Regions from separate parts of the Mus musculus genome. Here all the other regions are linked to region 1. A link is a loop called in an ENCODE intact Hi-C map of the cell type or tissue named here. Cell type or tissue: heart. All regions are shown on one strand. Region 1 holds the start of Zfp398 (zinc finger protein 398). Region 2 holds the start of Zfp212 (Zinc finger protein 212). Region 3 holds the start of n-TCgca57 (a tRNA gene). Region 4 holds the start of Zfp777 (zinc finger protein 777).

Region 1 (8,000 bases):
CCACAAATCCTGTCCATCCATATTGAGAGCACGCCACTGACCTGCGCATGCGTGGAGTTCCCTCCCGTGACTGGGGAAGCCCTAGGAAATAAGGTTAACCCTCATGCAGCAGGCTTCTGCAGCAGGTCACAGGTGTACCCTAGGAGTGAAGACGGAGCACACATGGCATCTAAGCCTTAGATTCTAAAGGAAATACATAAAGTGGTAGAGAAAGCTACAGAAGGGACGTGGGAGAAATGGAAACCCAGAAAGAGAGTAAGACACTGACAGAAAAATAAGAAAGGGAGAAGCAAAAATGGAAGACAGTTAATATCCCTGGACAATTAACTTCAAATTTTTTCCAGGAGTGTTATGGGTCTGGAGAGAGAGAGAGAGAGAGAGAGAGAGAGAGAGAGAGAGAGAGAGAGAGAGAGAGAGAGAGAAATTAAATAGTCCCGGAGTGTACATGTACCTGTTTGGCATAGAATAGTGACATGAACACATATATATTACTAATTGAATGGTTTATCTTAGAAAATATCATACTGGGGACCGATGAGTTAGCTCTGTAGACAAAACACTTGCTGCTATAGCCTGACAACCTCATTTCATTCCAGAGATCAGGGTAGAGATGAAAAAAGGAAAACCATTCTACAATGCGTTCTCTGACTCCCACATGTCATTACCCTCCAGCACACACCCCACCCAAAACCCACCATCAAAATGAATTTTAACCATGTATCCCAGACTGGCCTTAAATTCAGAGATCCACCTGCCTCTGCCTCCCTAGTACTGTGATTAAAGGCCTGTACTACCTTGCCAAACAGTCTTGCGGGGGGGGGGGGGTGTCCTTGTTTGTTTGTTTTTCTTTATTTTTACGATTTTTGTGGGTAGGGTTTGTTTACTGCCTGCAAGTATGTCTGCATACTGTTCAGGAAATTGCCACATAAACCATATGTACACCAATTTCAGTTAAGCAAGAATAGTTAATTGAATGCACACCATAATACTGGACATCCAGGACCACAAGAAGATAAAACCAAATTGTGGTAATAGTCTACTCTCGGGGTAGACTTTTTATCAGAAAAAAAAACAGGTTCAAAAGTTTCAAGGGTAAGGGGGGGAAGCAGTTGGCTTACTAGGCAAAGTATTATCAGCTATAATAATCCTTTAAGTTGATTGGTCCTGAGTAAGGTTAGGGGGTGGTGGAGGATGGTTAACAGAGGAATTTCAGAACATCGAGATAAGAGAACATGAGTATTATAGTCATAAGTTTTTGGCTTATTAGTAGCATTTTTCAGTGTTAGTGACAAAAACCACAATGATCTCATACGGAGGTGCAGGAAGGGCTGCCCAGTGGTTAGCTCTGATTCAAGCTATTTTAGACATAACAGTCCTTATTGACCTTTGATTTGATGGGTCCTACATAAAGCTTTGTGGGATTTCTTAAGATTTGCAAACCTCATACAGTCCATTCAAAGAGAACAAAACAGGGTGTGTGGTAAGGATGTCCTTGCTCTAAGCCAAGTCACTTCTCTGTGTCAGCAACTGGCAGACATGTTACAGCAACAATATGAAATAGCTGGCAGGCATGGAACAAAATGGCTACAGCTATGCTGAGGAGGTCAGAGGAATATCAGAGCACCTGAAGTTACAGGCAGCTTTCCTGATACGCTGCTGGGAATTGAACTCTGTTTACAAGAGGAGTTTGTGCTCTTAACCACTGAGCCATGTCTCCTCCAGTCCCTAAAAACTGTTTCCACAATTGACCTTATATTGTTCCTGCTCTCTGTCAAGAATTCCCTTCTCTCTGATGTCAAGTAGTAAGTTGACTATTAGTCATACTTCTGAGAAAATGAAGTATAAATCCCCAAACGGGAATACAACCTTCAGGCTAGACTGAGATTACTTTTAAATTGTTACCATTAAAAGTGGCCTTAATAGTACAAGGATGAAGTAATGAGTTTGAGAAGCAGCGAGGTATAATTTCCCCCAGATTTCTCTTTAATCCACTCCTCAAGTAGAAAATGAGTCTTATTCTGGCAACATGGGCAGGCATCAAAGTATTAGTTAAAGAAAAAGAATATACTTACAGGGACAATTAGATTATGTTGCAACTCTCTCCTGCCCCAACCCCAAGACAGTCACTATCTTTAGCTTTGGCTGGCCTGGAACTCACAATCCAGACCAGGCTGGTCTTAAAGTCATAGAGATTCACCTGCCTCTGCCTTCTGGGTGCTGGGCTTAAAGGCACTTGGGAGGCAGAAGCTGTTGGTTTTCTGAGTCCAAGGCCAGCCTGGTCTACTGAGTGAGTTCCAGGACAACCAGGGCTACACAGAGAAACTCTGTCTCAAACAAAACAAAACAAAACAAAACAAAACAAAAAAACAAAAACAAAAACAAAAATAAACTTGCCAGTTTAAGCAACCATTCTCCTCTGTGGGACATTTTGGCTGTTTTAACTTTCTAGCTGGCACAAAAGCCAATACAAACAACCACTGGAGGTCTCTGGGTAAGCATATGCTTTCACTTTTCTGAGGTGTCAACCCCGGACTACAATTATATGTTGTAACATGAGGATATATATAAGTCTCTCTTTAAAAGATATACTCATTTTTATTTTATGGGTCTTGGTTTTCCTGCCTATATGTCTGTATTCATGTGTATGAAGTGTCCCTGGAGGCCAGAAAAGGATGTCAGGTCCTCTGGAACTGAAGCTACAGATGGTTGTTGCTATCTTGTAGGTGTTGGGAATAGAACCCAAGTCCTCTGCAAAAGCAACAAGTGCTGCTAACCACCAAGCCACCTCTCCAGTCCTCTTTGTTTGTTTTCAGATTCATTTTTTATTTATGTGTGTGAGGTTTTGTAAGTTTCTGTGCATCATGTGAATGCAGGAGGTGGAGACCAGAAGAAGCATCCCTCATACATCCCTCATCACGTCGTCCTGGACAAATCTCATACCCAGAAACCTTTCTGCCTCCTGGATGTTCTACCTCCTATTTAAGGCCATAGGCTTTTTAATTGACAGGTGATATATGCATACAATACACAAGATATTCTCTCTACACCACTGTTTTAGAGGATGAAACATTTAACAGCTTGGTGATGGCATCATTATTTTGAACAGACAGAGCTAGCCCTGATGCTTGGTGGGGCTCAGTTGAATGTGTCTTGCTTATCCAACCTTTGGGAGGTAGAGGCAGGAAGATCAGGAGGTCACAGTCATCCTTCACTACCTGGGCTACATGCCTCAAAAAGTTAAAGGATTAAGGATTGTTTAGTCATACAAATGTTCATGTTTCATATCCATAGGAGCATCTGACAACTAGGAGGGAAACAGAGAGTTTGGAAATTAGTCACCCACCCCCTTAAAACAGGGTTCCACTGTAGAGCTCCAAATGACCTAGAACTTGCTTTGGAGTCCAGGCTGGCCTTAAACTTACAGAAAGTTTCCTGTTTCTGCTTCCTAGTGCATGGATTAAAAGCAAGTACCATCATATCAGGCTTTATTCTTGCTTTCTAAGGCCTTTTTTTGTTTTGTTTTGTTTTGTTTTGTTTTGTTTTGTTTTTTGTTTTTTGTTTTTGTTTTTGAGACAGGGTTTCTCTGTGTAGCCCTGGCTTTCCTGGAACTCACTCTGTAGACCAAGCTGGCTTCAAACTTATACAGATTCACCTGCCTCTGCCTCCCAAGTGCTGGGACTGAAGATGGGCATCACCACTGCCAGGCCGAAGGCCACATTTAAAAATTATGTCTTTTAATAATAAAATCACTAATTATTTTCCTGAGGTCAATTATTTCTCTCTATCTCTGTCTCTCTCTTTCTTTCTCCTCCTCTTCTTTCTTCTTTTTCTAGTTCATTCCATTATAGTGATGTTCTAGTTTAGAGAACGGTAGTTTTAACTCCCAACTATGCACCATCTGACCACAGTTCATGCTCAAGTAGACTCAAAGTATACACAAGATATTGCTTTGTATGTACACTATAAAGACTCACAGTACACTCAAGTGGTAGTGGCCCAGCAGGAAGATCCCTATACTGTGGGGGCACTATAGACAGTCTACTGTTGAGGGCATTGAATGGATTCATTTCATTTACTGAGATAAATGTCTGAGAAGACTTTGGTTCATACATGTTTGAAAAAAGAGAAATACTGGAAAGTTATGGCTGTGTGATTATCTTTCTGCCACACAAGCTGTTAAACACACAACTCTGTCTTTTGTTGGTCCTTAGTCCAGATCCAGCAAATCTAACCACAAGCTTTATTTCTGTTGGCTCAAGTAGTCCACTTGTCGGTGCTGGTGAGTGAGCTCGGCAGAGGATCTGGGTTTGGCTCACAACTGTGTGTGTAGCTCCAGTTCCAGGTTATCCTGCATCCTATTCCGGCCTCCATAGGCAGTAGACATCCAAGTGTAGAGAAACATTTATACATATAAAATTAAAAGAAACAAATCTTTATAAAAATTCTACTTCTCATCCAAGCCCAAGTGAGACAATAATCAAAATAATCAGAATCTCTGGTGCCAATACAAGTCATATTTGTAATTTCTACGAACGATATAACTCCATCATTCCCACCTAGCTCACTCTGGTAGCCGATTACACTATCGTCCAGCCTGGACACCGCTCCCTGGCTCTTAAACTATGTAGCATCTGCTGGGTCTTCTCAGATGGATGGGAAACCCGAGTAGGTTGGATCTGCGTTCACCAAAACTCTTTTCTCAGAAGCTGACCTCTGGGAAGGCGCTCCGGATGCGGGGGCCGCCAGGGGGCGCGCTGTCCCGGGAGGACCGACCGGAGGGGGGCGCGTCTAGGCCGGCAGAGCGCCTGCAGTACTCGCTGCCCACAAAGCGCCAGCTGAGGGGCGGCTGCAGCCGGTGCGGCGTAGGCTGCTCGCTACTCAGCTCCTCTGCGTCCCAGCGCCCCCGGAAGCCCGATTGCCGCGCGAGTCCTGTCAGAGCGAGCAACGCGAGACCGCTTCTCGCCGTCTGCCGAGAGCACTGAGCAGCCGGGCCTGCGTGTGGTGGCGACTCCCGGGACAGGACCGGGCAGCGGAGGGCCATGGCTGAGGCGACCGCCGCTCCGGTAAGGGCGCTGATGGACGGGCGTCTCTGTCACCCGGGCCTCGGGGGAGGCGAGGGAGCTGGGGACGGCAGCGGGCCTTGTGGCCCGCGTGGGTCTGCGGCTGTCGTTTGCCCCGCAAGGCCACCGCGGACCGCAGCGCCGGGCGACGCCGCGGGACCAGGGTCTGCAGTTTCTAACCTACACGCGCCGCGGTGCTCCGCGTCAGCCCGCGGAACGGGGAAGTGGGCTCGAGGTGTTTTTGCAATCCACCAGCCATTCTGTACAGCCGCGAGAGCTGTCGTTGCTAGGTGCGGCAGGACAGTCACCTGCGTGGCGGGGAAGGTAAAAGCCAAGGTGTGTCCTTATGGACTGCGTGAGGACAGACAGCCTCGCGCGCCCGGGAGGGCAGGCTGTGGCGCCGCGGGGACCTTGGAAGGCCGACCGAGCGCAGGCTTAGCCAGTAGTGCAGTCGTGCGTGTGCTTGTTTGCTGCAGGCCTGCAGTGGGCCCAGCCGTGCATGCACCAGAGATGCCAGGGCTACCAGGACAACCCGCACAGTCCCTGCACACAGCCATTAAGGAAGAGGGGATGGTCGTTTAACAGAACGTTCTGATTGGAAAGTATTGCTTTTGTTTGCCACCTAAGAAGGCTTTGGTCAGCTCAAAGAGACTTTTTAAATAAGTCAGAAGTCAGGCAGGTCTGCAGAGGAGTAGATAGGAAGTAAAAAAGAAAGAAGAAACCAGGGGAGCAGCGGGGAGGGGCGGGGAATGGAGTAGAGGGGAATACCCTTCAAGTTTAATTTTCCCCCAACCCTTAAAAAAGATAGTAGAGCCCATGGTGTATGCTATAGGTATATGCCATGCTGAAAACTGTCACATACTTTTAGTTCTCTAGTAGTCATGTTTAGGAGGTTAAACCATGATGGTAACATGGTGGCTCACAGAGGAGTTTAAAATAGGAGAATCAGAAATTTTAGTATATGCTTGGCCAAATAGCCAGAGTGTGTGTCTTTAAAAAAAGAAAGAAAGAAAAGAAAAAAGTAAAAAAAAAAGTAAAAAGAAAGAGGAAATTAATTTCAGTTAATTCAGTGAAATGTTATTTAGCTCAAAGTATAAAAATATTTTAATAGTAATATTATAAAACTATTAATGAGATTTTAAACACAACACATCTCAATTGAACTGAGCACATTTAAAGTCCTCAATAATCACTTGGACTCAGTGACTTTGGTACTGACCAGGGCAAGACTGTTTTATGAAGAAGAATTTGGAAATACTGATATTTTTAATTTTAATTTTAAGAAATCTTTTTAGGGGTTATGGAGAGATAGCTCAGCAGTTAAAAGTACCAGTTGCTCTTGCAGAGGGCCCCGAGTTGATTCCTAACATTCACATGGTGACTAACAGCAATCTGTAACTTTAATTCCAAAGTATCTGATGCCCTCTTCTGACCCTTGAGGGCACTGGGCATGTAGATGTTGTCACATATTTACATGAAGGCAGGATACAGATACACATAAATAAATCTAAATGATTTAAAAATATTTTTATTCTTTGAAAATTTAATAGAGTGTATTTTGACCATTTCACCCTACTGCTCCTAACTCCTCTCAGATTCACTCCTCCCTCCCTCATAGTGTCCCCAGTTTTGTGTCCTTTTTAAAAAATGATCCATGAGGTACTTCTCATATACTCCTTGGTGTAGGGCATCCACTGGAGTTTGGTTGATTTACCAGGGGCCACAACCTTAAAAATTGGGTTTTCTCTTCCCCAGAAGCTATCAGTTGTCTGTAACTCTGCAGTTATGAGTGGGAGCTCATGCCCCTGTCCCTTTCAATGCTATAGTGTTGACTTGCTTGATTTCATGCAGGCGGCCATAGCTGATAAGAGTTCATGAGTGCAGTAGTCCTGTCATGTCCCGAAGAAACTCTTTGGATCCAGTCCAACTCTGGATTTCAGAGTCTTGCTGCCCTTTTTCTTCAATGGTCACTGAGCCTTGGGATTTGGGCACTGCCTCATTTCTGTTGAGCACTTCATTGACAACTTTTTATTACTGTTGACAGTTTTTTGCTACTGCTACCACTACCACCATTACCACTACTACTACTTCTACTGGGTCTTCTTGAGACAGAGTCTCACCTATGTAACCCTAACTGACCAATGTGTAGATCAGGCTGGCTTGAACTCACAGAAGTATTTCTGCCTCTGTAAGTGCTAGAATCAAATGCATGTGCCATCGCACCAGCTGTCTTTTGTTTTGTTTTTGGTTTGCTTTTTAGTGTACTTTATAAGTTAGGAGGGCTGGTATTCAGAGTTCAAGTGGAGAGACTTGCTTTAAATAAAATGAAACATCTTTCTTTGAAAAAGAAAGAAAGCATTTTCTAATAGGCTTGATGTGGGGAGGAGTAAAAGAGTTTAGGTCTAATTATTTCAATTTCCTTTTTCTATTTCTTCTGAAGACAGGGTTTTTCTCTGTATCCCTGACTGCCCTGGAACTCTCTCTGTAGACCAGGCTGACCTTGAACTTACAGAGATCCACCTGTCTCTGCCCTCCTAGTGCTGGGAATAACAGTGTGTGCTACTACCACCTGGCCTATTTCAGTTTACTTACAGTAAGATATCATGTCATCTCTGGAGAGTAAGGGTGCTATCTGGATAAGTTTCTGCCCTCCCTGTGTGCTCCCTGAATCAGTAGATGCAGCATCCATGACCTAAGAGCTCACTTAAAGTACACCATCTCCTTTTCACATTCACCGAATGAAAATATGTATTTTAACTAGATTTGGGGAAGGGGGGGTGCGGATCAGGACTTGGGGTTAAGGTCTTGCTATCCGTAGCCCTTGCTGCCTTGGTACTCACTCTATAGCCAGACTGGACTGAAACTTAACAGCAGTTCTTCTAACTCAGTTTCCTCAGTGCAAAGGACAACTTGGGGGACTTGATTCTCTTCTTCTGACAT
Region 2 (8,000 bases), 86 kb after region 1:
TGCAGAGCTGAGAGTTCTATATCTTCATCCAAAGGTTGCTAGTGGAAGACTGACTTTCAGGCAACGAGGGTGAGGATCTTATGCCCACACCCACAGTGACACACCTACTCCAACACGGCCACACCTCCAAATGGTGCCACTCCCTGGCCCAAGAATATACAAACCATCACACACACTGTCTATATGTTTGTCTTTATGTGTATGTTTGTGTGCCTGCATGAGTTTATATGTAGGAGCCCTCAGAGGCCAGAAGAGGATGTCAGATCCCCTGGAACTGGAATACCAGGTAGTTATGAGCCACCATGTGGGTGCTGGTGTCTCTCTCCAGCATTTGTGCCTTTTTTAAAAAAAAATAATTTATTCTTTTTGAGACTGGGTTTCACTATATAGTTATGGCTGGTCTGGAACTAAGAGATCCACCTGCCTCTGCCTCCCAAGTGTTAGGGTTAAAGACATGTCACACACACACACACACACACACACACACGAGAGAGAGAGAGAGAGAGAGAGAGAGAGAGAGAGAGAGAGAGAGAGAGAGAGAGAGAATTTTTAAAGAAATAAGAAAAGCAAAGAGAAGAGAGGTAATTAATGTGGCCAAGCTGGGAAAAAGATTAAGGGGTCCAGTGAATTAACTCTGTTTTGGGGTTACTAACAGAATTTTTTGGCTTATATAAAATTGGAACAAGGGGTAAGAAAACATACATAATTGCCGAGTCCAGCATGGCCATGTAGGGGACAGTACAGAGGCAGCAGGGCATAGGCCTCCATGAGTGTTAATGGTTGCTGTGGGCATCAGGTTGGTTTGCATAATAGTGTACATATGTTTCACCTTCCTCCCTAGAGGACTGGCTTCTCTGCAAGGTTAATGATTCCATGATAATCAGAGATAGCACAAGTCCGGGAGGTGAGGGTGTGTCTGTCTCAGCAAAATGGTAGTGTTGTGCCTCGAGTTCACAGGAAACCCAAGAATTGCAAAGTCTGCTGCAATTCGAAAAAGAGTCCTTTATTTTCAAGTTCGAACTTGGTTCATCCACCTAGCACTCACTGTGTGAATGCTGGGAAGCAACCCTGTTTCCAGAAAACACTGGATTTATATTCATAAGAATAGTGTGAATATTTACAGGAAAGGGGAGTAGAGGGTGGGTATCTGTTCAAGGACTAATTTTATGGCCAGTCTGTCTGTGACCTGACCTCTGTCTATCTTGTTTTCTACGGTCTCCCTTGAGCTTGTTATTTCTCTAAGGTCTCCAGGAGTTTTGCTGCTTATCAGGAGGAGTGTTGAGTGCCATTCTAACACTAGGGGAGGGGGAGGGAGGATGGGAGTCTCTGATGGGGAACACAGAGGCAAACTGTCTCTAAAACACTGAAGTCTCTCTAGTACCAGTAATTTGGGGGTTACAACAGTAGAACACTGACTTTCAGGACAGCCCTTAAGGCTGTGGGGAAAATGCTGAAAACATGAGCACAAAAATATATAATACCTCAACTATGCAAAACATAGGATGCAATATGAATTATATAAGGATCTTCACAGATCTAAAGGAACAGAGTCAGCTGCACTATGAGCCATCTTGTCAGAAAGTCACAAAGACAAGCAGATACAAAGGTAGGTAGATTCCTGAGTTCAAGGTCAGTCTGGGACAAAGAAAATCTAGGTTCAGACCCAGGAGTGGTAGTGCAAGGGAAATGTTAGTGATCCCCCCAAAAATAGTCAGGAGCTGATCTGATGTAACTCACAGCAAGGTCTTTATTTGCGCTAGCTTCCCCCCCCCCTCCGTCAGCACACTGCCTTCACGAATATCTATCAAGGCAAGGCTTTATAGTAAGCAACAAGCAGGGGGTAAGTGTGCAAGTATCTAGTTGGAAAGCTGCTGTAGCCTTTAACATAATTGGCTGGTGCTGGGAGTCATATCATAAGCTTAATTTCTGCCCCCCTCTGCACTGGTCATTGTTAGGCAGGGGGTGTAACCTGGGGGTGCAGGTTTGTTGGGGGAATAACTTGGAGATGCTGGTCTTGTTGGGGATTAGCCTAGAGACAGGAGCTGGGCTCCGGTTTTGTTGGAGGGGCAACTTGGAAACTAATGCTAGAGAAGAGCCTGTTAGTTTACCTGAACTTAAACTTAGATCAGGTTCTCTAAAATGAGGTCTAAACTTAAAAGATTTGGCCTATTAGTAGGGATGGAAGTTTCAAGGCAGAGTTCTGGGTCCCACCCAGATATCTTATTGTCTGTGCTTGTGCTTGCTCTCTCTTTCTAGAAGAATTGAGGGGCTGGGGTCATTGGATGCCGATTCATGGGATAATAAAAAGGGAGCGACTGAATTGATAGGTAAATAAAAAACTGGGTTTTTGATCTGCAAGTGATGAGCTATCCAGAGAGTTTTTAGACTAGCAAGAAAAAGCTGTCTCAAGCAGAGAAGAACACAGGGAGTGTTCTGAAAAGCTGTCTTGAACACATAGAGAGGTCTGGAAAGCCATCCACAGCAGAACATAGGCCGTCAGCTTGGACCCACAATTTGACTTTGAGTCATTTGTTTCACTGTTCCCAGACACTCCTCCACTCAGAACACCTCTCCAAGCTGAGGCTAGTCCTTGTCACGTAATTAAGCTGTCTTGGTCAATAAATGGTCTAGATGATCGCTGTCCCAGTTCTGATTCTGTGAAGTGATTAGAAGTCCTTCTTGCTGCCATTGAATTGCTTAAGAGGATCCATCTGGTTCTTACAAGATGAGGTCTGCTCCAGGGTACAGCTTCACACACAAGGATAATTGCCCTTATCTGAGACATGATCTATCCTTTACACTCTGCTCTTCCAGGGATTCAAGGTGACTGCTGGTTCAGGACAATGACTTACCTCTGCCTTCAGCTTGAAAGGGGATGAGATGGGACAAGTAGACACACTCAACTGATTGACACGGTTATGGAGTCAAGCAGGAATTTGATCCAAACAAAGGCAACAAACAAAGATAAAATGAAGGCACAGACACACCCAGACTGCTGTGGGGGGCTTAAATGAGTCAGCGCTTTTAAAAAAATTATTATTATTTTAATATAAATGTAGGTTTTTAAGTGCCTGTTAAAACAGATGCTGAGAATTTTTTTTTTCAGCAGGCCATCGGCTTGGGTTCTAGAGAAAGTTGTTAGTTGTAGTCAGTGTAGACAGGGATCATTTGCAGAAAAATGAAGAAGGGACCAGTCTAGTGAGAGTACTTGAATTCTTAGAGGAAGCTATTCACACTTAGTGGAAACTCATGTCATTCTCACTCAGCATGTCCAGGACAATGTAATGGAAATGAGGCATTTGAGTACTGCAAGTACTGGGTTTGGGGGTGTTGTTTGGATCAATGTCTCTTTAGATATTTCTGGCTAGTCAAAAACTCACTATATAGCTGAGGCTGGCCTCAAACACCTGAGCGCTGGGGTGGTAATGATGTGGCCAGATGTTTCCAAGCCAGAATGCAGAACACATTGCCTCTAATACCCTGGCACCCTGGCATGAGGACTAGGTTATTTATTTAGTTTTTTTGAGACAGGGTTTCTAGCCCTGGCACTCACTCTGTAGACCAGGCTGGCCTCGAACTCAGAAACCCATCCACCTCTGCCTCGCAAGTGCTGGGATTAAAGGCATGAGCCATCACTGCCCGGTGAGGACTAGGTTAATTATTTGTGATTAAGGCTATCTTGAATTCTGCAATGCAAGTGATTACCATAATTAACACTCTATAATGGATTGACCAGAAAAAGCCAAGTCATAGGTGAGCATGGAAGAAAATCACTTGCCTATGAGAATTCACCTTTTCTTTAGCTTCAGCTGTGTTCTTCCCTCACAGAAAAGGGTGTACACATTTGTACACATTTTTTAAAAATTATTTTTATTTTTGACAATTGCATGCAAGTCCAGAACGTATGGTGTTCACATCCACCCCCATTAGCCTCCTTTTCTACTAGTCCCCACGCTCTCCTCCCTACGCCTTTCTCTCTCTCTCTCTCCTTCCCGCGCCTTTTTAAACTTGCACATATTTGAATCTCTTAAAGCATTTCGCGGAGTGCAGGACTCAAATTCAGAAAATGCTCTTGATTTTGAGAATCCTTACGCTTACACCCCACACTCAATGACTGAATTTCCAGGCTGCTGTTCCCCTTCCAGGAGCACAGTGGCGCAACAGAAATACCGCGCGGTAGGAGGAGCCGCTGCCGCTCTTCTTGGGGGTGGGGAGCGCTCCCAGAATGCACCTTGTATCAACACGGCGGCGGCGGCGGCGGCGGCGGCTTCCAGGAGGGTGAGGACGTCTGGCGGAGCGGCGTACAGTTCGAGCAGTATCCCGCCAGTCGGTGTTGTGGGGCGACTGCGACCATGGCGGAGTCGACGCCTACTCGGGTAAGGTGCTCCGGCCGGCTCGGGAGGGCCTTGGGGGAGACAGCGCCCTGCCCGGGGCGGGGCTTGAGGCGCTCGGTCGCAGGCTTGGTTTCCTCCGCGGCCGTTGGCGCCGGCGGATGCTGACTTCCCTCCCGGTACCCTCGCCCTCCGCCCGCCCGCCCGCTCGCTTGCTCCCTGGGTCCTTCTGCGTCAGGCTCAGAGCCCGGATGCTCTGCGTCTTTCCGCAGAAACTTCTGCGAGGCTTTTTGAATTGTTTGTGACTGCGCCCACATATTTTCCTGCTTCGTGCCAACTAGGGACTCGTTTTCTGAGTTGGAGTGAAGGCGCGGGATAAAACCCTGGGTTTGGGTTGTTGCCTTTGAGCTCAGCTACGGAAGACCCCAGGACTTAGGGCTTCTCTCCGACCAGTGGGGCTCTGCTCCGGTTGCCATGTTCTGCCATAGCTATCTGTACTGAGTTTGCAGCCACAGGTTGAAGCCTTCTCTCCTTGGGGACTGGTGTATTTGCTGTTTTTGTTTGTTTGCTTGCTTGTTTTTTGTTTTGTTTTGTTTTTACAAAACTGTGGGTGCGCATTGTTATCCGCTTACCGCCTCTTCCAGCTGTCTCTCTTTTCAGAGAATGTGAAGACACTGAAAATTGGTTTGAGGAATATCTTCCGTAACTCAGCGTTCATCTATCTATATATTCAGTGCATGGTCTTCGGAAGGCAGTCTATGCTCACTTCTCTAGGCCTTTGTCTCCTTAACTTGAATTGAGAATGTTGAGTTCCTTGTAAGCATTTTTACGTTTTTTTTTTTCTGGCTCCAGTCTCCTCATACTGTGTCACAGTAGAGGTTAACATAGGAAAATAGGATAGATGGACCTGAACTGGCTTTTCACTGTTGAGACAGAGCCTCACAGGCTGTCCTTAAGCTGATGACAATCTTCCCGACTCAGCCTCCCCAGTGCTAAGTTTACAGGTGTAAGTCATTCTGCTGGGGTTTGTTTGGTAGTGGTTGTGCTTTGAGGCAAACTCTCATGTGCCCCAGCCTAGCCTATCTGAGAATGACTGTAAACTCCTACCTCTGACTCCCAACTTGCAGATATTACAGGCATAAGTATTTTTCTTGTCTTTTTGTTTTGTTTAGTTTTTGTTTTTTAATCTTTCAAAATAAGGTCTTACTTTGTGCCCTGGCTGCCTGGAACCAGTTAGGTAGACCAGGCTGGCTCTGAACTTGGAGCAATCCTACTTGTGCATCCAGGTGTAAATAAGAGACCAGGAGTTAAACAGACCCCCTGCAGGGTAAGCAGATAGGGAGAGAGGCCTTGGCTAGGCAGACAGATTTCCAAGATGGACATTATCTTCCTGATGCTCCTGACTTGAGGCAAGACTGGCAGCTTAAAGCAAAGGCTTTTTAGTCTTTTGTCTCCCACCAGCAGGTCCCCTGCTGATGGACTAGCTCTACAAGTTCATGGCCTATTGCACAACAACTATGAGCAATCAGCCATCTTCACCTGAACAGCTCTAAATTAGAGGATGAAGCTCCAGCCTCCCAGATCTGGTAGCTTCCTGAGTTCCCCCTCCCCTGCTTTGCAGAATATCTTTTTCTCTGTCTGCTGCATATGTGTTTCCTCACTCCCAGGAAACACTTTTCTTCAACTGTGGATTCTGTCAGTAGTGTTTGAGATTTTTTTTTTTTTTTTTTTGATGGTACCTGGGGGGCTTGAGTTTTTCCCGCCTTTTAATTCTTTAACTGGCAGAGAAAACAAACACTGTCCAGACCCCTAGAAGTGTCTCATTTCCAGACTCCTGGACAGTACCAGTGGGCGGCCTATCGTTGTGCATCTTGGCTTTTTGGGTCCAGAAATACTTTGGGAATCCTGAGATCTTTTCGTGAAAAAGAGATGCAGTAAAATTTGTGTTGAGAGTTTTGCCTTGATTGAAATTCACTATGCTTATTCTAGGAAGTGGGTAAGAACTAATTAGAATGGATGGACTGGAGGATTTTCTGTGTTTCTTCTCAAGGAGTTACCACTTCACAGAAAACATGACTCTGGTGCTTATGGTGTTTCTGCACCTGGCTCCCTTGAGACCCAGATGCAGCCTGTAAAATAAGTGTTTTCTCTAGGTAGGTTCCTATTAGCACTAAAGTGAAGTGAGAAAGCCAACCCACTCCTTTCCTGGCCGTGCCCAGCCTAGTGATCACCAACAGAGCTCACTGAGAGGAAGCAGGAAAGGTCCACCAAGATCTCAGACTACACTTGAACTTAATCGTCCTGACATTGTAGAATTTATTTCAACTGTTTTTGAACATATTTTGAAAATATTTGTATTCTCACACATCTCTTCTGTTGAAGATTCTGTTTTGCTTGGCCACATACATGTCCTGGTAATAACAACTAAAAATAAAAAAATAAAAAATACTGAGAAAAGCTGTGTAAATAATATTTGAAATTTATAGTAAATCATAAACCCATCATTTTATGCAACAGTTCAAAAGTAGTATAAACAATACTTAAAAACCCAAAAAACAGAAAGTGGGAACTCTTAAAATATGAACAGAGGCTGGGCGGTGGTGGCACACGCCTTTAATCCCAGCACTTGGGAGGGGCAGAGGCAGGCAGATTTCTGAGTTCGAGGCCAGCCTGGTCTACAGCGTGAGTTCCAGGATAGCTAGGGCTATACAGAGAAACCCTGTCTCGAAGAAGAAAAAAATAAGTCCTTTGAAAGATTTCATAAACATCAAATGTGATTGTTAAACAAATGTTCTCAAAGTTGGCTTCACAACTCTCTTCATTTCTTGGGTTCCTTTTGGTTTTGGTTTTTTGAGACAGGGTTTCTCTTATAGAGAAACTGTAAGAATGAGTCAGGGCTTCACTACATAACTCTGGCTGTCCAGGAATTCAATATGTAGACCAGGCTGGCCTTGAACTCACAGAGATCTTCCTGGCTCTGCCTCCCAAGTGCTAGGATTAAATGCCTGGTTGAATAGGACAGTAATTTGTTGAGTTAATGACAAGTAATTAAACTACATGACAGCATTGATGTAGAAGCTCAGGAGAAGAGATTGGAGTTAAGAAGTCTAGTGGCCTTTGTACATATACTTTTTATAATTTCTAGGATGATTGCTAAAGACTAGAAAGTCAGTTACAATAAATATAATTGAGTTAAAAGGCAAAGATTGCCAGGACAGGAAAAATCCAGCCTTCTGGCTTATAGTAAATACAGCAAAAGATGTCTATGCAAATGCTGAACTATAAAAGGATATGAGAACAATTGTCAAAACAATACAATTAAAAGAAGCTTGGCTAAGAAGTGTATTGTAGCTAGAGGTCCAATGTATTTCTCTACTTATAATGGAAAAAGATTCAGTTCTCCATCTTGAAATGACATCTTTAAACTAGTTTGAGGCTAATTACATAGCTTCAGGTAGATTTAAAAATTGACAATCAAAACTCATTATTATAGAATATTCAAATATAGCATTTATTTAGCAGAAAAAGACTTTAGTGTCTTTTTCTGGGTATTATTGTTCGCCCATTAGAACCCATGGAGAGGACCGAGATATTCTGCCTCATTCGTTGTAGTTGTCCCTAATTACAAGGACTGTCAAGGCTTGAAATGAAGCTAGTATGAACAACTAA
Region 3 (8,000 bases), 150 kb after region 1:
AGACACTGCCTGATTGCCCAGAAGGTTGTAGTGTGACTGAAACACAAGGACACTAAAGTGGGAAACCCAGGATGGAGTGGAACATCTGGACTTCAGAACATGTGGACTCTAGCCCCAGTTTCTGAACTTGTAGTTCAGGACCCCAAACCACTGGCCGGTCTGGTGGCCCTTTTTCTCCCCAGAATTTCAGTGAAAATTCAGATACTTATTAATTCTGTCTTTGGGGGGGAGTCCCCACTGTACCACAAACACTATGCCTGGGCATCTCTCTTCTAGGTTCCTCTCCTACCTCTCAGAAGTGCACAGCTATTCCAAGCCTCTTATACGGCACTGTTTCCCCCTGTTCTTATAGCCATCTACCCCCTAATCCACCCCCCCACCTTCCTATCTATTAGGTAATCTTTCCAAAGAACGAAGAGAATAGCCTGGTCTCCAGCCATGCTCACCGCTAAAGAGCATTCCCTCTTCTGTGTTCTCCACAGCATCTAACTCACGACTACTTTTGCTTTTGCCTCACATCAGGCATTCCCCCCTTGGCTGTTAGCTCAAACATCCACAGGATTCCTGACACCAGACTAAATAATCTATTGTTCTGTTTCATGGAGGCACCCAAAGCCTATTGCCACAGTCATTGGCAGTCATTTTTTATTTACCCAGCAAACACTCAGTGTTTAGGTTTTTTGTTTGTTTGGTTTGTTTTGTTTTTAGCGGACTTAATTCATTTATTTTTTTTCTTGTATAAAAACCTTTATGTGGCTGGGAGTGGTGGCACATGCCTTTAATCCCAGCACTCGGGAGGCAGAAGCAGGCAGATTTCTGAGTTCGAGGCCAGCCTGGTCTACAAAGTGAGTTCCAGGACAGCCAGGCCTATACAGAGAAACCCTGTCTCGAAAAACCAAAAAAAAAAAAAAAAAAAAAAGAAAAAGAAAAACCCTTATGTGGTAGCCACAGCTGGAGCCTGGGTCCTCTGAACAGAGACTGGTGTGGGTTTTCACTAGATGATCAGTGAATTCCTGATAAGGAGACTTGGTGAAGACAGTCTATTTCCAGAGGTCGGGGGTCAGGTAGCTGCAAGTCTTGGAGACGGCATCAAAGGTGGCCTTGGCAAAGTTGCCCAGGGTGGTAGTGCAGCCTCTGGCTGAAGTGTAGCAGTCATCTATACCGGCCATCATCAGGAACTTCTTGGGCACAGGAGTAGAGACAATGCCAGTGCCTCTGGGGGCAGGGATGGGACGCACCAGCACAGAGCCACAAGCGGCCTGTCACCTTGCATGGAACAGTGAGGGGCTTGCCAATTTTGTTCCCCCAGTAGCCTCTCCTCACAGGGACAATGGAAAGTTTGGCCAAGATGATGGCCTCTCGGATGGCAGTGGCAACCTCCTTGGAGCACTTAACACCAAGACCAACGTGACCATTGTAGTCCCCAATAGGGACGAATGCCTTCAACCTGGTCCGCTGGCCAGCCGGAGTCTGCTTCTGCACTGGCATGATTTTCAGAACGTCATTCTTTAGGGATGCATCCAGGAAAGAGCCAATGATCTCAGATTCCTTAATGGGCAGGGAGAACAAGTAGATCTCCAAGGACTTGATCTTCATGTCCTTAACCACGCGGCCCAGCTTGGTGACAGGGATCCACTCCTTGTCTTCAGCTTTACCTCCACGAGCCCCGCGGCCTCGACCACGGCCACGGCCTAGACCACGACCGCGGCCCCAAGACCGCTGCGGAATCCTCTGCAGAAGCCGGCGATGGACTCCTAATCCTGGGCCCCCGGGTCCTCCGGACCCTCCCGCTGCATCGGTGTCATTCGACATTTGGTGTTTTCCTGAAGAAGTGTTTAGTCTTCTTTAACGTAGTAATCTCAAGTGAGTTTTTGGGATGGCCTGCTCTAGTCTCATTTTAGCTACCCCTGACTTCTCTTCACTCCGTGAACTCATATTCTAAGTGCAACTGTGTCCAGGCTAGTTTTTTGTCAACTTGACAATGTACTAGGGAAGAAGGAATCTCAGCTGAGAACTGCCTCCATCAGATTGCCCTGTAGGCAAGTCTCTGGAACATTTTCTTAATTAACGATTGATGTGGGTAGTGCCATCCCTGGGGAGGTGGTACTGGGCTGTAAAAGAAAGGAAACCGAGCAAGGCAGTGAGCCGCATTGCCCCTCTCTGCTCCAGTTCCTGCCACCATGTTTCTGTCCCTACCTGTTCACGCGATGACTTCCCTCGAACGACGGGCTGTGATTGGGACAGAGAAGCCAAGGTTTCTTCTCCAAGCTGCTTTTGGTTATAGTATTTTATCACTGTGATTGAAACCCAAGGCCTTTCACGCCACTTTTGTGTCCCGTGCCTGCATTTGTGCAGCATGGATAGGAGCAGAAACCACACCAGACCAACCAAAGTCAGGTACAAGCCTCATTTCTGGAGATTTAAGTATGAGGTGTGAGCTTACAGGTTATTTACCGCATGGAGAGACGCCTGTGAAACATTGAAGCTGACTTACTAAGGAACCAAAGCTGGGTTCAGTGGCATATTCCTATAACCCCAGCACTCAGGCAGCAGGAGGAAAACAGTTAAGTCCAACCTGGGCTGTATAGTAGGACCCTGTCTCAATATCTCACCCTGCCATAAAAAACAAAACAAAACAAACAAACTCCAAAAAAAAAAACCAAAAAACAACAACAACAACAACAAAAAAAAACAAACCCAAACCAAACCAAACAAACAAACAAAAAAAGGCAGGGAAGCAAAGCTAAAGAGATAGAGTTCTAGTGTTTGAATTCCTGATATTCATTGGCTTCTCTGATAGTTCCACTGTTGTGGCCCAGTAAATTCCTTTTATTTTGTATCTATTAAAATTTAATGTGAATCATTCGCAGCTAGTGTGGCCATAACAGCAAAGAGAAGGTAAATTGGTTCAGAGAGGCTCTTTCTGCCAGCAGGGGGTATAGCTCAGTGGTAGAGCATTTGACTGCAGATCAAGAGGTCCCCGGTTCAAATCCGGGTGCCCCCTTACAGGCCCATAGTCGAGGGGCACTCTTTTGAGTGTGTGGTAAGTACCATTTAGGAGAAAAAAATAATGATGTGGAAAAAGAAGGACATTTCCTAAGATATTTCTTAAGAGGTGAAGAAATCAGAATCGGTAGTAGGTGTCCACCAGAGGGAGAGAGAGAGCAAGCTGAAACTGGGAAAACAAAACCACTGATAGAGTATTTGCTTGGAAGCATAGCTACACAGATGACCTGGCTCATTGACATTTCACTTCCCTTGCGCAGGGCTTAGTCTCATTTCCTTTGAGCTTTTTCTTTTCCCCCACAGCTGACAAAAGCATCGACCAAAATAGTTTCTCCTTGTTGATCTACACACTGGGCTTAAGCTCAAAGACCCCTTGGCCTTGGGGTTTGGTAAGAGAGCACAATTGAGGTGAAGGACAAGAAACCCAGCATAGGTTTACTGTGGTGTTTATTCACAGTAGCAGGAATACAAAAGCAACATGGGCAGCAGTGATAATGGGCAAGCAAAATGTAGTGTACATATATGACAAAAATTTAATTCAAGTTTTTTTTTGTTTTTTAAAGAAGGCACTGAGGGGTGGTGGTTTGTATGAGAATAGCCCCCATAAGCTCAAAAATTTGAATGCTTGGTTCCCAGTTTGGTGGAACTGTTTGTGAAGGATTAGGAGGTGTGGCTTTGTTGAAAGAGGTGTATCACTGAGAGGGTGGGAGGGAGAGGGGAAAGGCTTCAAGGTTTTAAAAGCTCATGCCAGGCCCAGTCTCTTTCACTGCCTTCAACTTTTGAATAATATGTAAGCTCTTAGTGTGCCTTTAATCCCAACAGTGGTTAAAGCAGGCAAATTTCTGCAAGTTCAGAGTTCCAGGCCATCCTGGACTACATAGAGAGTTCAAGGACAGCAAAAGCTACAAAGAGAAACCCTGTCTCAAACACGCACGCGCACACGTAAGCTCTTAGCTACTGCTCCAGCATCATGCCTGCCAGCCTGCTGCTATGTTCCCCATCATGACGATCAGGGACTGTAACCCTCTAAAACTGTAAACTGTAAACTGGTTAGTAAGCAGCACTCCTTGATGGCCTCTGCATCAACTCTTGCCTCTAGGTTCCAGCCCTGTTTGAGTTGACTTCCCTACTGTTATTGATGATGAATGAAATGTGGAAGTGCGAGTGAAATAAACCCCTTCTTCCTCAAGTTACTTTTTATCGGTGTTTCATCACAGCTATAGAAACCCAATGAAGACACATTGTAGTACACACCAAAGCCAACCTGATCAACTAGGCCAGTCAGGGATACACAGCAAGACCCTGTTCAAAACAACAACATAAAGGAGGACATTCAAATGTATGCCACAGCAAGGGCACTATGCTAAGTGAAGACAATTTAATGACATAATGACAAGTGTGGGTGCTAGGAAGACTGCCCAGTTGGTAAAGCGCTATAAGTACTTAGTTCAAACCTCTGCACCACATTAAGGATTTAAAAAAAGGGGGGGGGCAGGCTTTCCAAAGGTCCTGAGTTCAAATCCCAGCAACCACATGGTGGCTCACAACTATCTGTACAGCTACAGTGTACTCATATACATAAAATAAATTAAAATAAAAATAAAAAGGCCAGGTGGTGCTGGGGCACACACCTTTAATCTCAGCTCTCAGGAGGCAGAGAGAGGCAGATTTCTGTGAGTTCAAGGTCAGCTTGGTCTACAGAGCAAGTTCTAGACAGGATAGTCAAGTCTACACAGAGAACCCTATCTCAAAAAGATAAATAAATAAATAAAAACAAAATTAAAGGCTAAGTGAGAACAGACTCCCATTTAAGTCGTCTTCTGGCCTCCATGTTATGCTGTGGCTGGTGCACACGCACACACCCCAAATAAATGAGAAAATAAAAGGTGTACTGTGCAGTGCACACACAAACTGTATGGTTCTGTTTATAGGAAGTACTTAAAGTCATCAAATCATCCAGAGACAGAAGAGAACACTGGCTTTCAGGAGCAGGGAAGAGGGAGGCTGGAGACTTGGAGGTTAATAAATGTTTCAATTTTGAAGGATGAGTTATGGAAAGAGATACACAGTGATGGTGCTGTTAGCTACAGAACATTCTGGGTTTTTACTTATGTGTGTACTCCAACTCACATTATTGGTTTTTAATTTTTATTTATTTATTTATTTATTTATTTATTTATTTAATGTATATGTGTATGAAGAGGGCATCGGATCCCATTACAGATGGTTGTGAGCCACCATGTGGTTGCTGGGATTTGAACTCAGGACCTTTAGAAGAGCATTCAGTGCTCTTAACCGCTGAGCCATCTCTCCTGCTCCGATTTTTTTTATTTTTAAACATGTATTTTTATTTTATGTGTATGAGTGTTTCTATGCTTATATGTGTACTAAGTGTGTGCATGATGCCCTCAGAGGTCCTGGAACCAGAGTTACTAGTGTTTGTGAGCCAACACATATGTGGGTGCTGTAAACTGAGCCTGGGTCCTCTGCGAGAGCAGGAGGTACTCTTGATCACTTCACCTCTCCTCCAACGTTATGGAGGTTTTAAAAATATCACTGAACTGTGCATGTTCACTTGGTAATGACGGTAAATTATATGTTCTATGAATTTCATCATAGTAATGACAACTGAGGAAAAAAAATCTCATTTGTCAATTTCTATATTTCAGGCACAATAGAAAACAATTGTATAAAATTACATTTATTATAGAATAAAATATGAAGCATTAGAAGTAACTCAATCAAAATACTGACAGAATTTCCTCCACCTGGGAAAGTCTAAAACCCCAAGGGATATTGTACACTAAATAGATAAAATAAAGTAGTCTGTATTCCATTTATAAAATGCTTTAAACCTCATAGAATTAACTTAAGAGATTCTTTGAATTCCAACTAAATTATTGACAAGCTTTGCCTGGGTAGGGGAAATAAACAGATTTAATTCTAAGGTTCCTTTAAAAATATTTTGTTATATATGTTAAATATATATTGTTATGGAATTCACACACACACACACACACACACACATTCATTCTAGCACTCAGGAGCAGAGGCAGGTAGATCTCTGGCTTTGAGGTCCACATCTTAGGCTGCATTTTCCCATCCACTGATGGTGCTTCCTACGAGCCCAGCACTGGATGGCAGCACAGGGTGAATGCAGTCTAGCTTTCCTGATTCATCTGCCTGATGGAGTTCCCACACCCCAGGAGCAAGGCAGAATGGGGAACCAAAATTGAGGCACTTGGAATTTCAAATTTTGTTTTAGCTTTTCATAGTTTGACAAAGCAGGCTCTTTGAGCATTGGTTACCACTTGGACACCCTAGGGCACGTTCTGTGTCTAAGATTCCAGTGGCTGGAATGTGGGGAAGACTTACCTTGGTTCTGAATTCTCATGAGGGTACAGGCAGCTGTTCCAGGAGGAGCCTTCCAAGATGTCCCTCTGCCATGGCTGTTGGAAAAAAAACTTAGTGCCTTGCTGGTACGGGAAGGAGGTCTCCCTTTTTGCTACGTGGGGCTCTTCACAGAGCAGCTCCATGTGTCCCCATGGCACTCCCTTGACTTCTCCCAGAGATCCAAGGAATAGCAGATGTCATCAGTGTGTTCAGTGACCAGGTTCAGAAGTGACTATTTCACTTCTGTTACATCCTACTCATTAGAATGGTGTTACCAAGGCATCTCTCATTCAAAAGAAGGTCAATTGAGCTTCATAGCCTTCAAAGAGGCATATCAAAGACTTGTGAGCAAACCCACAACAGTTCACTCAAAGTTGAAGGAGCTGAACTTTCCCAAATGGACTCTGAGCTGAGATTTTCCAGCCTGATGAGTTAGCTTCAGAGGCTAAAATGGCTTCAGAAAGATTCATTCAAAGATGGCATCTGGATTTAAACCAGGGGTCCCTTAGTAATTATTGGCATATATTTATATATTTATATATTGGCATATAATTATAGAATAATAGTTTTATGATGACATGTTCACACAGGTATATAATAATATATTTTCGTCATTTTCACCCCATCAGCATCCTCAGTCCCTCCCCTCCCTTTCCTTTCTACTTTATATTTATATTTCCTTTCTACTTTATATTTTTTAAACAATTTCTTTTTGTTGGTTTTGTTTTTTGAGACAGGGTTTCTTTGAGTAGCCCTGGCTGTCCTGGAACTTGCTCTGTAGACCAGATCTGGCCTTGAACTCTGAAATCTGCCAGCCTCTGCCTTCTGAGTGCTGGGATTTTTTTTTTTTTTTTACAGATTTACTTATTATTATATCTGAGTACACTGTAACTGTCTTCAGACGCACCAGAATGGATGGTTGTGAGCCACCATGTGGTTGCTGGGCTTTGAACTCAGGACCTTCAGAAGAGCAGTCGGTGCTCTTAACCACTAAGCCATCTCTCCAGCCCCTACGGTTTTGTTGTTGTTGTTTTGTTTGTTTGTTTTTGTTTTTTTCGAGATAGGGTTTCTCTGTATAGCATAGCCCTGGCTGTCCTGGAACTCACTTTGTAGACCAGGCTGGCCTCGAACTCAGAAATCCGCCTGCCTCTGCCTCCCAAGGGCTGGAATTAAAGGTGTGTGCCACCACACCCGGGACCCCTACAGTTTCTTAAATTGTTTACTTTCTTATTGTGTGTGAATACTATGTGTTCATATGTGTGTGTCACAGCACATGTCGTAGAGCAGAGGCAACTTTAGGGAGTCAATTCCTACAACTGAGAATTCTGAGAGAGGCACTCAGATCCAAGATTTTATCTGTTAAGCCACCTCACACCCCAACATACTTTGGTTGCAGGACACAGAAAAAAAATCAAGCTGGAGAACTGAACTGGCAGCTTCTTCAAAGATCAAGAAGGTGCTATGTAGATTTCGTGTGTGTGTGTGTGTGTGTGTGTGTGTGTGTGTGTGTGTAGTGACTTGTCACTACAGTCTTGCTCAGCTGTAGACCATAAAAGCAGGAGCAACTGTACGAGGAAGTGGCCTGAGGACAGTCAAAAGTC
Region 4 (8,000 bases), 210 kb after region 1:
GAATGACAGTGGTGACGAGCGATCGTCCTCCATGTCCAGCTGCTGGACCTGTGTTCAAGGAGAGAAGGAAAGACAGGATTGAAGGTCACAGTCTCCAGATGGCAAAACAATCCAAGAGACAAGCGTTCACACTAAAAGGTTCTCAGTTTTGGAAGCAAGAAGACACATTCCAAAAGAGCAAATCTCTTCCAAAAGTGTCACTGATCTAGACATCGATGATACTCTATTAGGAACAACACATAAAAGATGGTTACGCTACCTTCTGTTTTCTACAGAGCCATATTTCCCCTACATTTCAAAAGTGATGAATGGCGTGTAGGAGGTGAAGGGGACTGAGAAGAAATCAGAACGCTCAGCTGGTGGCTCTGTTAATACCTATTGCTGCCCTGCTCTCTATAGCCTGCTCACGTGACTCCTGCCTTCGTGTGTCTGCAAAGGTCTGCAAAGGCTGGATGGACTTGGGGTACTGCAACTGGCTTTTGTTACTAGTAACGGACAGTGAGACATGGTGACGGCTAACACCGGCAATTCAGCCTCCTCAGGAGCCCAGGTCTCCTAGGTAGATGGTTCACTGGGACAGGTGTACATTGCTGGGCTGGGCTCCCTCATTGTGGTTCTTGAGGTAGGGACTAGGAAGAAAGGCCTGTGGTGATTGACGCCATGAGACATTAACCTAGTTTTGAGTATGACAAGAGTGTTGGGGACTAGAAGCAGAAGAAAGATGTGTTTTCTTTTGGCACTCTGGTCCCCATCTTGATATCTATGTTAAAATCTTAAACCACCATGGAGGTGACGCCACACTCTTCTGTCAGTACCCAGTTCATTTTCCTAGCCATTCAATACCTTTACTGGATCTGAGCGGAATTTTTCCATGACAATTTTTGTTCTTTTCTTCATAATATTCCTTCAAGGAATCTGTTCAGCTTCTATGCTCTCTATGAGTGCTCTGTAAGGAAGGTAATTAAAACTTGTTTTCTTCACTCGGAAATTAGCATAAGCCTTATGTTCAGTCTTATTGTGTGTGCTCAGTAAATGCCTACTGAGAAAGATAGGTATCAAGGTTATGAGGTATGAGGTTCCTTTTGTCATCTATCAGAGAATTATCTAAACCCACTTCATACCTTCCATAGCTATTTTTCTTAGTTTGTTCATTGATTCACATACAGGTGACTCAGAAAAGCAGCATCCTACTTTTAAGGCTAGGACTGGAGATTTTGAGTCCTGGTCCAGGAAAGACCTTTGAGAAAGCATGAGCAATACTCTGTTATACGGGGGCTCATTAGCAGAGTAAATATGTAGGATTTATTATGTGCCATAAACTGTGTTAAGCATTTTCAAGGATTATCTCATTTAAGCCTCACAAAACCTGATGAAATTCTACTACTAGAATTATTAGCCACATTTAGCCTATGAAAACACTGAAAATAGGAGAGGTTCTATCTACCTTGCCTCAGGTAACACAGACTCCAGAGAGTGTAGGTGACCTCTAGGCCTCAATTATAGACAGAGGCAGCTGATAGGTTTGAGTCCTGAGTCAAAGGCTTGGTGATTAAAAACACCTATGGGAGGCTTACTACAGGCATTCATGTTGGGATGCAGGGCCCTATCCCTTAAAGACATACAGTTTATGGTAGTGCCAAGAGCCCCATAGGAAACCTAATGCAAATTATGAGGTCTCAAAATACATACAAATACAAAATTCTGCAAACCCTGAAAGAGTTCAAAGACCCCTTTACTCTCAACCCTTCACTATTAAGTTGGTAGCATACTAGACAGCCCCCTTAGGTGGAAGCCTCAACCACACAGCTAAAGGAACCAAGAGCCAACACAATGGGCATATTAAGGCAGTCTGCCTGAGGGAGGACTAGGGGATCTGCTTATAATTAGTGGGAAGAGGGAAAAGAATACCTGGAGGGCAGGTTAGGTGCCAAACAGAGTTTTACCTGGGACAAGAAAAAAAAAAAAAGCCAGCAGGACAAGACATCTTTACTAACCACCTGAATCAGACAGAGCTCAAAGGAAAATGGTTTTTTTTTCCTTCTCCATTTAGGGATTTGGAATACTGGAAAGGGGTGAAGGGTCATAAGGTATAGCCCCCCCCCCCCCCAAGTCCTGATACAATGTCATCAGCTCCAGCAAACCTGTGGCTTGACCTTACCCTCAAGCAAAGACAGCTAAATCGAATAAGCTCAAATTCTCAAGCTGCTACCTGCTAGCAGGAGAGGAACGTTAGAATTCCTCTGCGCCACATTTCACAGCTTCTACCTGTCTCTCTTTCCTCCCCACCCTTGTGTGGTAAATGATTAGGGGCTCCAGGATCCATGCCAACATACTAGAAACATGCATAACGACACACATCTGACTTTTTACAAAAGCTGTGCCATTTTCTTACATGACCCAGGATGGTTCACTCAGAATTACATGCCATGAAGACCTAAGCCCAGAGGTAAGAATGTTTAAAAAAAAATCTTCATTTTATTTCCCAGGTGTTTTGTTATTGTTATTTTAAGAACTGCGAGGTTTTTAGGAAGCCATCTATCCTATCTCTTCCAGTATACATGGAAACAGGTTCAAAGGCACGGACTCCCATGCAGCAAACCCGCCTAGCACAGCCAGGGTGCCTCAGAGAGCACGTTGGGTGGGAGGGCGTTTAATTATTGAATGGCCCTCGGAAGAACATCAACCTCTTAGGCTCTCATTCGCCAGACCCCATTTATCCGTACCCCAAGTTTGACTCGGGGTGCTCCTGACGCAGAGGCTATGGATCACACTGCTCCCCACACCGGAGTCGCTGGGCTGGGCGCTGCCCGGCCTTCCCCTCCTCCCCCGACGGGCCGCAGCCAGTGCTCGGCTAGCCCAGGCCGCCCACCCTGGCGAAGCCGCCGCCAGCGCCACCCCTCCCCGTCCAGGCCCGCGGCACGCTGGGCAGGCCTCTACGGGACTGCGGGCACCTAGCCCGGGCCGACTCGCTACGTGACCTTGGGGCAGGCAGGGCAGGTCGCCGCCGGGTGTCCGTGCCTCAGTGTCTCCGCTCTGCGAAATGGGAGAGCCGCGTCAGCACCGCGCCCAGGCCGGGAGCCGTTCCGCGGGGCCGAGCTCTGCGGAAAACGTGCCGCTGGCCACCCCGACGGACGCAGCGCCGGCTCCGCAGCCAGGGAGCGAGCGCGCCGCCCGCGCCCCACCTCGGGCCGCGTGTCCGGGAGCCGTGCGGCCGCGCAGCCTCGCACGGACGGCCGCCGCTCCCGCCCGCCCCGGCCGTCCTCCCCCCCAGGGGGCGCGCGAGCCCGCCAGGGCGCCCCCTCCCCGCTAACGTCGCCGCGCCCGGCCCTTACCGAGACCCCAGGCCGGGCCACCGAGCCCGGAGCACGCAGGCTGTCCCCGGGGCCCCGAGGCCGCGCGTCCGTGCGCGCGCGGGCTGCCCTCCCCCGAGCCGGGGCCGCCTCGGCCATGGCCCCGCGCCGCCCGGCCCGCGCCGTGCGAGTCCCCGCCGCCGCCGCCGCCGCCGCGCGCAGCCCCACGCAGGCCCGGCGCCGTGGGCGGGCTGGCAGTGCGGCGCGGCCTGGCCTCACCCGCCGGGGCTGCGCGGCCGTCGGGCCCCGGCCTGCTCGGGGCTGTGCTCGGCGGGCGGGCGCGGGCGGCGGTGGCGGCGGTGGCGGCGTCGGAGCGCGGCTGTGCGGGCTGCGCCCGGGCGGCGAGCTGGGCCCCAGCGCTCTGCGGCCGCCCCCGGCGCGCTCGCCCGCCCCGAGCGGCCGACGCTGCGACCCCGGCTGCGGCCCGGGTCCCGGCTGCGAGCTGCGCGGCCGTCCCGGCGCCTCTTCAGCAGGGGAGCTGCACCGCAGCTGCCATGTTGCTACAAACTGCATCCTGGGAGGCATGTCCCTCTCAGGCGTTTCAAGAGGAGCGCTCGGAGGCTCGTCGGAGGCGGCCGGAACCCAGACAGCTCCATCTACAGCCGGTAGGAGCGAACAGTGAGGCGCGGGCCGCCTCGGCGCCGGACACGCCCTGAGCCCGTCGCGGCTCCCGGTCCCTCGCGGCTCACCTGGCGTCTTGGCGGCCCGGCGCCCTCGGGCCAGGCCGCGGCGGGCAGCGGCGGGCAGCGGCGGCGGCGGAGGCGGCGGAGCGGAATCCCGGGCGCGCGGCGCGCTGGGTCTGGAGGCGGGCCGATGGGCTCCGACAGCCTTCCGCCCGCGGCCGCCTGCGCGTCTCAAACCCAGAACCCGGTCGTTGGCTTTCAAAACCTGCGCTCACAAAGGGATCGGAGAGAGCCGTCACACCACAGAAAGCCGGAGTTCATGTGACCAGCGCAGTGCAGCCCGGGTTCCAGGGACGCGGGCTGTGGATCCAAGGGGAGCGAGGGGTGGGGGTGGGAGTGCTTTGTGAAAAGCCTCAGTGTTGTTTTCGGCCAGAAAGGACAGAATTCCTGGAATCTTTGAGGGCACGGGTTGGAAGGGGCTAGACGGGCTACTTAGGAGGAAACTGAGGCCGAGCCGGGAGTGGCTTGCTGATCCCAAGTTGCAGTTTTCGCCCCCTTGTACTCTTTCCAACCATGAGAGAGAACCCTCTTTCCTGGACAGGTTCAGTGAATCGCACGTTTACTGAATTTGCAGGAGCTGCCAAGATTTGGGAATGGAATGAAAAAAGAAAAATAAGTCTGAGCAGGTGTCCTGGTTACAGTTAGGGATGAATGAACCCCAACTGGAACCTAGAGGAAAAGCCAGAATAATTTTTTCACTTCATAGAACCCCGGGGGTGTCTGGGTTGGAGCTTGTCTTAGAAGGCAACCGGGCAATATGAAGCTCTCAGTAAAAAAACGGAGACCACCAGGCCAAGGACATCTCATTTATTCGTGAAGTGTCACGTGCTCCCCCCCAATATGTCTATGAATTGCGTATCATGTGTGCATACACAGGCAGTGCACACTACTGGCTTTCCTATTCTTGAAGTTTTACATAAGTTGTATTTATTCAGCCCATATCCTGTTGCAACTTTTTGTTATCTGGGTGGATACAGTATGTGTAAACAAGTCTATCTACCTGGTCTATTCATTCTAACCCCTATATAGTATTTCATTATCCTTCGGGGGAAATGAATCCAAACCTGCTGCCAGGATGCCACATATACATCACAGACATACATAGCGCATTGTGCTGTTCACCAGCTCTAGAATAGAGTATCTTCAACTTTCCCAGGCTTTAACTGCTCAGCAGAGACGGTGCCCACATACCCTACCACCATGCATAACTTCCTGTTTTCATGTCCTGGCCAACATTTCCTGGTAAGGGACTTAGAAAGTTTGTCAAAAAGTTGAGAAATGCAACTCCTTATTCTTATTGACATATATTTATGTTGCCATCATTAAAGAAGTTGATTGCTTTTTAAAATCTGCTGCAGTAATGTTAGTTTTCTTACCCTGCAAGGCTCTCTTCATAGTCTGTACCTGCGCTGTTGGATAGCTTTTCTTCCATTGGTTTATAGTGTTTTATAAAAAACACACTCTGGTTATTAATCCTATCACCCACCAAACATTTTTTCTGTGGGGGGGGGTGTTTGTTTTGTTTTGTTTTGTTTTTTTGTTTTTCGAGACAGGGTTTCTCTGTATTGCCCTGGTTGTCTTGGAGCTCACTTTGTAGACCAGGCTGGCCTCGAACTCAGAAATCCACCTGCCTCTGCCTCCTGAATGCTGGGATTAAAGGCGTGTGCCACCACACCCGGCTAACCACCAAACATTTACTGTAACAACTGATGCAGTTGCAGTTATTATTTACTTAATGCATTACTGAGACTGGGAATTGAACTAGGGCTTCTTGCATGCTAGAGTACAGCTGTACCACTGAGCTACAGCCCCAGCCCTTTTTTTTAATTTATTTACATGTATTTATTTACTTATTTATGTGTGAGTTGTGGGGGTGGGGTGTGGTCATCCATACGCTATGAGCGCCTGTAGAGATCGGAGGGCAACTTCAAGGTTCTCCCCTTTCAACATGTGAATTCCTGGGATTGAGCTCTTAGTGAAGTACAGTATGGCATGTCAACATTTCAGTATGTCTATACAGCATAGGTAAGGACAACTGGCTTATTCATTAGTTCAAACTGTTACCATTTCTTAGTGTTTGGATTACCCAAGATCCTCTTGGTTAAGGCGTCAGGCATGCTAGGCAAGCACTTCACTACTGAGCACCCCAGCCCTTCCAATAAACCATAGCCACGGTGTGCTTTTTCCGAGACAGGGTTTCTCTGTATAGCCCTGGCTGTCCTGGAACTCACTTTGTAGACCAGGCTGGCCTTGAACTCAGAAATCCTCCTGCCTCTGCCTCCCGAGTGCTGGGATTAAAGGCGTGCACCACCATGCCCGGCTTAAAATGTATATCCCAGGCTGGCCTCGAACTGCCTTTGCCTCCTTCAGCAAATCCTACCGGCATGTGCCACCACTACCTGCCATCTTCTACTTCTTATGGATATTCAAATCTCTCTCTCTCTCTCTCTCTCTCTCTCTCTCTCTCTCTCTCAACAGTCTGATCATTTAATAGATTTCCTCATATTATTATGGTGACCACCAACCATAAAATTATTTTTGTTGCTAAGTCATGACTATAATTTTGCTACTATTATGAATCATGTTTTCTGTGAAACTTAGGTGACCCCTGTGAAAAGGTCATTCAATCCCCAGAGGGGTCAGGAGTCACAGGTTGAGAACTGCCCGCTAGCAATGCAACAAGGCTGAGGAACATTTTCTTGATGATTGATGTGGGTGGTGCCATTTCTGGGCAGGTGGTCTTAGGCTGTGTAAGAAAACAGACTGAGCAAGCCAGTAAGCAGAAGTTCTCTGTTTCAGTTGTCACCTCCAGGTTCCTACCTTGAGTTCCTGCCCCGGCTTCCTTTCATGAGGTGCTGTTACAGGGTATAAACCAAATAAACCGTTTTGTTCCCAAGTTTCTTTTTGTCATGGTGTTTATCACAGCAGTTAAAAAAACAAACAAACTAGAACCGTCTTGCTATGTAGTCCATCCCTGGTATCAAACCCAACATCTTTCTGCCTCTGCCTCCTGAGTGCTCTGGTTTGTAAGTAAGTACACCACCATCACAGCCACCACACAATCATCCAGCTATGTTTCCCCTGCCCCCTCTGGTTTTTCGAGACAGGGTTTCTCTGTGTAGCCCTGGCTGTCCTGAAACTCACTTTGTAGACCAGGCTGGCCTCGAACTCAAGTTCTGTCTGCCTCTGCCTCCCAAGCACTGGGACACAGGGAGTGCATCACTACTCAGCAGTATGCCTTTCATTTTAACAGCCTGCTTTGCATTAGTTATTCTACCTCACAGGGGCTGGAGAGGTGGCTCAGCCTTTAAGAGTACTTGCTGCTCTTGCAGAGGCTCTTTTAAAAAGATAGATATCTGGGGCTAGGAAGGAAGTCATTTGCTCCCAAGCCTGGTTGGTGAGTGTAGTTTGATCCCTGGGACCCATGCGGTGGAAGGAGAGAACCAGCCCCCACAGGTTAACCTCTGACCTCCACACATGACTACTGGCACTCCCCCAGCCCCATCACAAAATAAATACATGTGGAAAAGTCTAGAAAATTGTATCTCTACAGATTTTTTTTTTGCCATTATTCCCCAAACAATACTGTATAACAAGTATTTTCAGGTTATTTGCTTGTGCTAGATATGAGCCTGAGCATCCATGGGCTTTTGGTATGCACGGGTGTGTGTGTGTGTGTGTGTGTGTGTGTGTGTGTGTGTCCTGAAATCAGTCATCCTCGGTGTCTGTCACGGTGCTGTGCTCTCTTTAGCCTTGGGGATTCACCAGGGCCTTGGACTGTATTCCACTTCACATCTCGCAGGAGTGTACGTTTCTCTGTATTTTGTGTCTTGCAATGGCGTATTGAATTGTTTCTGTAATTGTATGCATTCTTAGTATTTCTCCCCTCAAGATTACCAACATGAATTTCATATATTCTATAATCACATATAATTTTGTTGTGAACTTCCCATAGAAAAAATTGCTT

What was found. A loop is a pair of places that touch in the nucleus more often than their neighbours do. Peaks named below come from ENCODE experiments on the same cell type or tissue, not always from the same donor. Only the 100,000 strongest peaks of a DNase experiment are listed, where the experiment ranks them.
Region 2: a loop joins it to region 1, with 7 times the contacts of the local background. A loop is called at or near these places in 3 of 42 quality-filtered maps.
Region 3: it touches region 1 in a loop (3-fold over the local background); 2 of 42 quality-filtered maps call a loop at or near these places.
Region 4: it touches region 1 in a loop (3.0-fold over the local background); 2 of 42 quality-filtered maps call a loop at or near these places.

Annotation. Positions count from the first base shown.
Region 1 is chr6:47,830,858-47,838,857 of GRCm38, forward strand. It overlaps Zfp398 (zinc finger protein 398), which reads left to right and starts at 4,804. Exons shown (of 6, transcript NM_027477.3): 1 at 4,804-5,063. The coding sequence starts at 5,040. It also overlaps a transcript of Zfp786 not described here. In heart, no CTCF peak of the experiment used is centred here; DNase peaks (open chromatin) are centred at 4,824 and 5,324; H3K4me3 peaks cover 1,754 bases; H3K27ac peaks cover 1,433 bases.
Region 2 is chr6:47,916,374-47,924,373 of GRCm38, forward strand. It overlaps Zfp212 (Zinc finger protein 212), which reads left to right and starts at 4,195. Exons shown (of 5, transcript NM_145576.2): 1 at 4,195-4,376. The coding sequence starts at 4,353. It overlaps Gm52899 (a long non-coding RNA gene), which reads right to left. Exons shown (of 3, transcript XR_003956427.1): 3 at 6,069-6,755. In heart, CTCF peaks have their summits at 4,155 and 4,357; a DNase peak (open chromatin) is centred at 4,318; H3K4me3 peaks cover 2,165 bases; H3K27ac peaks cover 1,407 bases.
Region 3 is chr6:47,976,065-47,984,064 of GRCm38, forward strand. It overlaps n-TCgca57 (a tRNA gene), which reads left to right and starts at 2,933; the gene lies at 2,933-3,004. It also overlaps the pseudogene Gm6443. In heart, a CTCF peak has its summit at 3,141 (motif pointing right); a DNase peak (open chromatin) is centred at 2,987; H3K27me3 peaks cover 4,950 bases.
Region 4 is chr6:48,044,654-48,052,653 of GRCm38, forward strand. It overlaps Zfp777 (zinc finger protein 777), which reads right to left and starts at 3,461. Exons shown (of 6, transcript NM_001081382.1): 1 at 3,333-3,461; 2 at 1-48. The coding sequence starts at 3,449. In heart, a CTCF peak has its summit at 3,935; DNase peaks (open chromatin) are centred at 3,258 and 3,908; H3K4me3 peaks cover 2,612 bases; H3K27ac peaks cover 2,181 bases; H3K27me3 peaks cover 1,032 bases.